Linked DNA regions of Homo sapiens: region 2 is linked to region 1. A link is an interaction called in ENCODE POLR2A ChIA-PET data of the cell type or tissue named here. Cell type or tissue: MCF 10A. All regions are shown on one strand.

What was found. ChIA-PET counts read pairs that join two places held together with the same protein. Peaks named below come from ENCODE experiments on the same cell type or tissue, not always from the same donor. Only the 100,000 strongest peaks of a DNase experiment are listed, where the experiment ranks them.
Region 2: POLR2A ChIA-PET joins it to region 1 with 6 read pairs; 3 of 35 experiments call an interaction of 5 or more read pairs at or near these places.

The regions. Positions count from the first base shown.
Region 1 is chr1:152,929,973-152,934,972 of GRCh38, forward strand. LINC01527 (long intergenic non-protein coding RNA 1527) reads right to left here. Exons shown (of 2, transcript NR_183723.1): 2 at 1-1,839. Among named protein-coding and RNA genes, the nearest start is that of SPRR5, 15 kb to the right of the region's middle. In MCF 10A, no CTCF peak of the experiment used is centred here; a DNase peak (open chromatin) is centred at 2,709.
Region 2 is chr1:153,049,050-153,054,049 of GRCh38, forward strand. No RefSeq gene overlaps it. Among named protein-coding and RNA genes, the nearest start is that of SPRR2A, 6.0 kb to the right of the region's middle. In MCF 10A, no CTCF peak of the experiment used is centred here; no DNase peak of the experiment used is centred here.

The DNA.
Region 1 (5,000 bases):
TCAACATTAATAATCATCAGAAAAATGCAAATCAAAACCACAACAAAATATCACCTAGCACCCGTTATTTTCTTTTTTTTAAATCAATCTTGCCAATAAACAACTTTATTTTGGTTTTTACATTCATTTATAATACATTTACAATTTACTTACATTTACATTCAGGTCACATCCATAAATGTAAAAATGTAATTTTCATAAGCCATCATCTTACTTTTGACACTTTTATGGTTTTTTCCATATAGACTGTTTAGCTGTATATTCTTTTTTTATCTTTTGTATTTTTTGAAAGCAAAAACACGTTAAATTTTACAAAAATTATTTAATCTATATTACTCTATTGAGTGAATTATAAATTTACTTTTAAATAGTTTTTGGTAATTATACATACGATTTTTGTATTTTGTTTGACATTTACATTAAAAGAACAAATGGATGCTAAATGCTCAAGCTAAAAATCTCTACCTTAAAATATCAACCTTGTACTGCATTATCAATTTGTTTTTCTCTGTGTGACAGAAATATTAGCTGCCTTACAAGAATCTTTCTTCCTTTCTCTTTTATTAATAGAATATTGGTTTTGTTTAGGAAGTAAATGTATCCACTTAAAAATACTCATCAAGCCAGATTCCATTCTATCTAGTGGTAGTCATGTGAGGCAGTTCCAGTGGTAGAAGCCTATCAAGTAAGACATTTGCAGGAGCTATTATTTCCTAATATAAGATGAACAGACTTCACTGGCATGTGATTTTTGTTCTCACCAATCCCTTTCTTCTGCCCTAAGCACATGCTTGGATATGAAGAAGTTCATTGCCTATGAGAGGTAGGGGGACTGTCCACTTGCTAAAGGTGGCAGAGCAGGAAGCTAGAATAAACTTGGTCCTTCATGATTTCCTTGAGCAACTACAAGGAAGGACTTCCTATATCCTAACTTTCTGTAACATGATGAAAATAAAATCCTTGTTTAGTTGGATTTCTATTACATGTAAACAAAATGCAATACTGGCTGATAGCACTGGTTTCTTGCCCAGATCACTCTGATCTTTAAAAAGTTACATACATAAAACAATCAAAATATAAATATATATCTTTCCATGATATGATTTTAGATAACTAAGCACTTCAAATTTGTAAAGTTACTTTGATTTCATATAGCAAAGAAGAACCCATGCTTCCTCCGTTTTTTCTGACTCAAAAAATAAAGGTTAGAAATCATTTTATGTCACAATTAAGGATAAAATCCTTCTGAATATTTTTATTGTGTTATAAGGCACAAGCTTTAATTACACTACTAGATTTGTCTCTTTTCAAATGAGCATATGCTTCTTTAATTTCTGCATTCAAGCTCTCCTTGAATATAGAATACCAATTACATAAAATAATTGTGTGAACTCTTACAAGGCTCATTATTTTTCTGTTTTCATAATATTCTTATACTCATTAATAAGTGCAATGAAATGTTCTAAATCATATATTTCAAACATTACTAAATAATTATCTCCATAGGTTCACATTTATTTCTTCTCAAGAGTTATTTTTGTTGCTGTAAATTAAATAAAATATAAAACATTTCAATGATCAAAGAATAATCAAAAGAACCTTGCTTAGTGGAAGTAATGAACACAAATTTATAGGTAGCCTCAAAAATTGTTATTCAAACAGATTTCTTTAAATCTTCACAACTCACAAAAATCATGTCAGCATTTGGTAGGCTTATATCTCTTTAAGTCTTACTCCATTTGTGTTGCCATCCATTCATACCTCTTCACAATGATTTTCTCCAATTATCTCCTCATTTATGACATTTTCAGTCTCTTTCTCTTTCTAATCAATTATTTTCTAAAAAAAAAAAAAAGATAAGCGTTGACAAGAATGCAGAAAAATTGAAACCCTTGTACACCATTGGTAAAAATGTAAAACGGTGCAGCCACTGTATAAAACAATATGAAGATTCCTCAAAAAATTAAACATAGAACCACCATATGATCTAGCAATCCCCCTTCTGGGCTTATAGCAAGAATTTAAGCCAAGATCTCAAAGAGATGTCTGCACTCCCATGTTCATTGTGGCATTACTCACAATAGCCAAATGTGGGAACAACCTAAAATCTCCATCAATAGATGAATGGATAAAGAAAATGTGGCATAAACATACAATAGAATATTATTTACTCTCTAAAAAAGAAGGAAATCCTGTAATATGTTATAACATAGAGGAAACTTGAAGACATTATAAGTGAAATAAGCCAATCACAGAAGGGCAAATACTGCATGACTCCACTTATATAAAGTATCTAAAATAGTCAAGCTCATAGAAGCAATAGAAACAAACAGCAGAATGGTGGTTGCTAGGAGCTGGGGTGGGGGAAATAAGGAGTCGCTGCTTAACAGGTATAAAGTTTCGATTATGCAAGATGAACAAGTGCTAGAAATCTACTGTACAGCATAATGTCTGTGGTTAACAATAGTACATTGGGTACTTGAAAAATTGTTAAAAGGGTAGATCTCGTGTTAAGTAATCTTACCTCAATGAAAGAAAAAAGAAGGTGGCCAGTGCATGGTAGGCACTCAGTCAGTATTTGTTTCTGACTAATACCCAACTCTCTGTGAACTGAGTTTTCCACATGTCGTGTGTGCTTGTAGCTCTCACTTCTCCCCACCTGACTGGCCTCACAAAGACCTTTGAGATGTAGCAAGAGGACCAGGCCCCATCCTGCAGTTTATGAGCCTAGAAATCAGTCAGTGCCTTAGGCCAATTTCTGGGCACTCCCCACAGATGCCAAATTCTCAGCCTCTTTTGGATGATGATGAAATAATAGAATGGTTTGCTAGAGCATTAGGTATGGGTGGAGAGGAACATGTGGAAAGAAAAGACTTTCCTGAGGCAGAGGGATGGGTAAAGTCATCCCCCAAATCAAGGAACACTTAGGGAAAAAGGGAGGGTGTCCTTGACTTCAACTCACCATGTCACCATTGAGGAGACAAGACTTAGCAGGAGTTACCCCCTCCAGGAAGCCTTTGGCAATGTCACCTAGCTGGTTTATATCCCTTACCTGCTATAACAACCTCTAAATTACTCTATCATAGCATTTACTATATATGATTGAAATCATTTGCTTAGTCTGTTATCTACTTTAGATTCTGACTTATAGAGCAAAAACTTAAGTCTTATGTATCTCTGAATTTTCAGTGCATAGTTCAGTGCCTGAAACATAGCAGGTCTCACTACTCATTGAGTGAATCGATTTTTTGAAGTACATCTAGCTGAGCCCTCTGTTTCCATATCACTCTTTTCCCACAGTCCTGAAGTGGACTTACCATGCAAATAGCCATTCTATGTTGTTGGCATTCAAGACCACACCCCTGCATAGACCCATGGGCCAGCTGTGAGAACAAGTTCTTGAGTAGCCACACAACAAAAGGAGGAGCCCAGAGAGGCAAATCCGGGACTTGAGTCATGAAGGTGGCATTCTTTTTATAGCCTTCCTTGAAGAGAAACAGACTTAGCTGTAAACACAGAAAAGTCTTCACACACCCAAGCCTGTAAGTATGCATGTGAGGGGGCTGGTGTGTGTGTGTGTGTGCATGTGTGTGTGTGTGTGTGTTTTGCATATGTGTTTGTCACATGTGTGTGTGATGTATGTGTGCATAGTATGAGGTAGGGGTGTGTGTGTGTGTGCATAGGTGCACCTCTTCTGGGATAGAGAGTAAAGAAGCTGTTGCCTATATGACTATCTCCTTCACCCCAGCCTCCCATAACCTTCTATATGGACCATTCATTCAACAAATATTGATCATGTTTAGCCCCATATTAGTTTGAGCTTGCTACTATTGAAACTACTGTTTCACCTTCCCCAAAACAAAATTCCCCTCAGCTGCTGGTCTCATTCATTGAGATCAGCATGACTTGACTTCTGGAACATTTCTGGGACCTTATTTGGGCCTGGCTCTGTGTTAGTCTTGGGGAGGACATTTGTGGTCTGTCCTCAAGGGTTTAACACTATTGGGGTTAACAAATCATATACCCAAATGTCTCAAGAACCAAGAATATTCTACATATCCTAGTAGATCTGGGAAAGGCTATGGAAGTGAGAGAGTCTCTATTTAGGCAGATACATTCCTTGCAGATGAGAAAAGCTTCATGGAGAAGATGCTGTCTGATTTTGTGTTTCAATATCATTTTTTTTTCTTTTTGGATCTGTGAGAAACTCAGAATATCAGACGCTGTTCATTTAAAATGGAGGTAGCTGACATCTCATTATGTTCCCAGCCCTTCTTCTGGCATCCACGCTTCATTTCCAAGAGCACTAACATGTTTCTTAACTTATCTTTGACCTCCTGGCCAGACAGTACTCCTGTTTGCTCTTTGTCTATCGCTCTAGGCTCTGCTGCCTCTGGGAAACTCCAACCACAGCCCTGTTCCAGCCTGTGAGGTTTCCTCCACTCACATCCTTCCCACCCTAGACCATATCCAAATGACCTCCCCAGCTGCTCCCATCGCTAGTAGGGCTTTCTTATCGACCTCCTTAAGGTCCTCAGCCTGAGGTCCTCAGCCAGAGGTCAGCTCTACTCTCTTCTTCCTGGACCTACCGTGATGATGGAAGAAAACAGAACAATTTGTGAGTGCACCCCTGGCTATCCCCAGTTCATTCACTCCAACTTTCCAGAATTCCATTCTTTTGTGAGCAGATTTTTGAGGTCTCTTCCTCTTCTCAGAGAGTATTATTCCTCTGTCTATAGCCTGATTCTCAATAGAAACCTAGAATTCTATATTTCCATAAAAAATGAGCTCCCCCATTGGCTTGCTTTCATTTTATTCAGCTAGATTCCAGCAGCTTGAGGACAGGATCTTTTTACATGGCTTCCATTTGCATGGCACCTGATTCTGTGCTTAGATACATGGTAGGTGCTCAACAAATACCCAGGAGGTGCATTTTGTTTATTCCCCCAGTGCCTAGCAAAGGACACGGCGCACGAAGAAAGCCCCCTACATAGAAGATA
Region 2 (5,000 bases), 120 kb after region 1:
CTGAGTTGAACCGACAGGGAACAACCCACTCTCGCCATGGGCCTCTGGAATCCCGGCAGGGGGAGACCCCCTTAACCACCAGGGATGCTCCAGTTGGCAGGGAGAGCTGCTTAGGGAAGTGACAGAGGCAGCATGCCAGCTGATGTGGAGCCTAAAGGGTTTGGTAGGGGAGTGTCTGTAATGGAGCAGGGCCAGGGATGGCCATCTCCCTAGGCTCAACTTGCTTGCATAGGAGACTTCAGCCCCTGGGGAACTGTTGGACCTGAACTGTGCAGGGCAATCTTGCCCTTCAGATGGGGCCAGTCTGACCTGAGCACCCCCTGGTCAGCTGGTCTCTCCTGGGGTGCCAGCCTGGCTGTACCTGCTTGCAGGGCAAACTCGGGTGACCTTGGGACTCCATCATAGCCTCTGTGCTGGCAGATCACAGCTGACAAGTGGAGAACTCCAGCGGGGCAGCCACCCACAGTCACCTACCAGCCCATCTGCTCACTCCACACATTGCAGCTTCCCCTGGGCCCAGAGCAACACTCCATGTCACTTTGCTAGCATGTGTGTTCATGAATGGGTTTTGCTTTCCTCTCCTCACCAGTACATGTGAGTGTGTGCATCCTGCCCTGCCACTGCTGCAGTGAGAGTATGGTCAGCCCATTATCCCTGGCAATGACCATTGCAGTCACAGAGCCATGGCAAGCACAGAGCCAGGAAGCCCCACCCCTGCCAGTGCACCACCCATGCCAGTGTATACCCTTGTGCCAACACTGCCGTGGGAGTGAAACTAGGCACTGAAAACAGTGGAAACTCCTGCATCCCAAACAACCACCCCTGCCCATGGCACAGAGAGAAAGCACACAGACCTGCACCAGCCAGCACCCCATCCACACACCAACAACACTACAAGTGTCACCACACACACACAGTCACCAGCAGGGACCCTGTACCCTGCCAAGAAACATTGCCTCCACCACTGTGGTGAATGTCCCCACAGAGGCAAGTAGCCTAGCACCTGCAAGAACCCTGCTCCAGCCTAAAAGTATGCACCCTGCCATGCTGCCTCTGCTCCTGGCACATACAAACAAGAATGGACCCCGCTGCCACCACACTACAAAACACTTTGGCTGACACCACTCATCACAGTGTAGTGACCAGGGATCAGGGAGCACCTCAGCCTCCTAACCTGGGGGAGCCAAAGAACAAAGTCAAGCCTGATATAGTTCCCCCAGAGTTACAGCATGCAGTCCAGGAGTTGGGAGCTGAGTGTTGGGACCCCAAAATCTTTCACAAATGAAGCCAGTCATCTGAATTGACCTTACACCACAATCAAAACCTCAAGGTTATCAAATGAGATTAAAAAAATAAAACCCATCCAAACATCACCAACTTCAAAGATTGAAGGAATATAAGACACAAAGATAAGAAAGAAGCAACGCAAGAACTCTGAAAACTCAAAATGCCAGAGTGCCTTCTTTCCTCCAAATGACCACACGACCTCTCCAGCCAGGGCTCAGAACTGGGCTGAGATGGCCGAAATGCTAGAAATGGAATTCAAAATATGGATAGGAAGGAAGATCAATAAGATGCAGGAGTGTTCTGAAACCCAATCCAAGAAAGCTGAGAATCACCATAAACAACGCAGGAGCTGACAGACAAAATAGCCAGTATAGAAAAGAACATAACTGACCTGATAGAGCTAAGAAACACACTAGAAACTATACATTTTGTAGAGTGTTTCTCAGCTCTATCAGGTCGGTTATGTTCTAATGCAATCACGAGTATTAGTAATAGAGTAGACCAAGCAGAGAAAAGAATCCCAGAGTTTGAAGACTAACTTTTTGAAATAAGACAGTCAGCCAAGAATAGAGAAAAAAGAATTAAAAGAAATGAACAAAACCTAAAAAAATGGTATTTTCTAAAGAAACAAAATCTGTGACTCATTGGTGTCCCTGAAAGAGATAAGGAGAGTGTAACCAGCTTGAAAATATATTTCAGGATATCATCCATGAGAACTTCCCCAACCTAGCTAGACAGACAGACATAAAATTCAGAAAATGCAAAGAACCCTTGTAAGATACTACAGAAGAACATCATCCCCAAGATACATAATCATCAGATTTTTCAAGGTTGAATGAAAGAAAAAGTCTTAAAAGCAGCTAGAAAGAAAGGTCACGTCACCTACATAGGGAAACCCAGAAGACTAAGAGCAGACCTCTCTGCAGAAATCACACAAGCCAGAAGAGATTGGGAGCCAGTATTCAACACACTTAAAGAAAGGAAATTGCTACCTAGAATTTCAATTCTAGCCCAACTAAACTTCAAAAGTGAAGGAGAAATAAGATACTTTTCAGACAAGCAAATGCTGAAGGAATGTGTTACCATAAGACCTACCTTACTAGAGCTCCTGAAGGAAGAGCTAAATATAAAAAGGAAAGACTATTATCAGCCACTACAAAAACACACGTCAGTGCACAGAACAGTAACGCTATAAAGCAACCACATACATAAGTTTGCAAAATAACCAGCTAACTTCATGATGACAGGATCAAATCCACATATTTCATTAGACCATAATCAAGAAGATCTTTGAAACTAATGAGAATAAAGATACAACATACCAGAATCTCTGGAACACAGCTAAAGCAGTGTTAAGAGGGAAATTTATAGCACAAAATGCTCACATCAAAAAGTTAGAAAGGTCTCAATTTAACAACGTGACATCACAACTAAAAGAACTAGAGAATCAAGAGAAAACTAACCCCAAAGCAAGGAGAAAATAAGAAATACCTAAAATCAGAGCTGAACTGAAGGACACTGGGACATGAAAAATCATTCAAAAGATCAACAAATCCAGGAGGTGGGTTTTTTAAATTAATGAAATAAATAGACTGCTAACTAGACTAATAAAGAGGAAAAGAGAGAAAATCTAGGTAAACACATTTAGAAATGACAAAGGAGATATTACCACTGACCCCAGAGAAATACAAATAACCATAAGAGAATATTATGAACACCTCTATGCACATAAGCTAGAAAATCTAGAAGAAACAAATACGTTGTTGGACACATACACCCTCCCAAGCCTGAGCCAGAAAGAATTTGAATCCCTGAAAGGACCAGTAATGAGCTCCAATATTGAAACAGTAATAAATAGCCTACCAACAAAAATAAGCCCAGGACAAGACAAATGCACAGCTGAATTCGACCAGATATACAAACAAGAGCTAGTATCTGCTCTTGTTTTCTGCCAAACAAATATTCCTGCTAAAATTATTCCACAATATTGAGGAGGATGAACTCCTCCCCAACTCATTCTATGAGGCCAGCATTATCCTGATACCAAAACCTGACAGGGACACACACACACACACACACACACACACACACACACACACACACAAACCATCAGGTCAATATCCTTAATTAACATCAATGCAAAAATTCTCAACAAAATACTGGCAAACCAAATCCAGCAGCACATCAAAAAGCTTACCCACCACCATCAGGTTGGCTTTATCCCTGAGATGTAAGATTGGTTCAACAATAAACAAATCAATAAGTGCAATTCATCACATAAACAGAACTAAAGGCAAAAATCATATGATTGTCTCAATAGATGCAGAAAAGGCTATCCATAAAATTCAACATACTTTAATGTTAAAAACTCTCTATGAACTAGATACAAAAGAAACTTACCTCAAAATAATACAAGCCATCTATGAAAAACCCACAACCAATATCATACTGAATGGTGAAAAGCTGGAAGCATTGCCCTTGAATACCAAAACAAGACAATTATGCTCTCTTTCACCACTCTTATTCAATATAGTATGGGAAGTCCTGGACACAGCAATCAGGGAAGACAAAGAGAGAAAGGGCATCAAAATAGGAAGACAGAAAGTCAAACTACTGTGTTTACACACAACATGATTCTGTATCTAAAAAAACCCCCATAGTCTCAAAACAAAAGCTCTTTCAGCTGATAACTTCAGCAATGTTTCAGGATTCAAAATCAATGCACAAAAATTACTAGCACTCCTATACACCAACAAAAGACAAGCCAAGAGCCAATTAACAAACACAATCCCATTCACAATAGTGGCAAAAAGAATAAAATACCTAGGAATACAGCTAACCAGGGAGGTGAAAGATCTCTACATGGAAAGCTACGAAACATTGCTGAACAATATCAGAGATGACACAAATGTAGGGAGCACACTCCGTGCTCATAAATAGGAAGAATCAATATCATTAAGATGACCATATTGCCCAATTTACAGATTCAATGTGATTCCTATCAAACCACCAAAGACATTCTTCACAGAACTAGAAAAAAAACTATCCTAAAATTCATATAGAACCAAAACTGAGCCCAAATAGCCAAGGCAATCCCTAAGCAAAAAGAAAAAAACTAGAGGCATCACACTACCTGATTTCAAACTATACTACAAGTCTACAGTAACCAAAACAGCATGGCACTGGTACAAAAACAGACACACACTGATGCAACAGAATAGGGAAGCCAGAAATAAAGCATCACACCTGTAACTATCTGATCATCTAAAAAGGTGACAAAAACAAACAATGGGGAAAGGACTCCCTATTCAATAAATGGTGCTGGGATAACTGGCTAGCCATATGCAGAAGATTGAAACTGGATGCCTTCCTTACACCATATATAAAAATCAACTCAAGATGGATTAAAGACTAAAACGTAGAACCCATAACCATAAAAACTTTGAAAGACAACCTAGGCAATACCATTCTGGACATAGAGACAGGCAAAGATTTCATGAATAAGATGCCAAAAGCAATTGCAACAAAAACAAAAATTGGCAAGTAGGATCTAATTAAACTAAAGAGCTTCTACAAAGCAAAGGAAACCGTCAAAAGAGTAAACAGACAACCTATAGAATGGGAGAAAATTGTTGCAAACTATGCATATTATAAAGGTGTAATATCTAGCATCTATAAGGAATTTAAAGAAATCCACAAGAAAAAAAACAGCC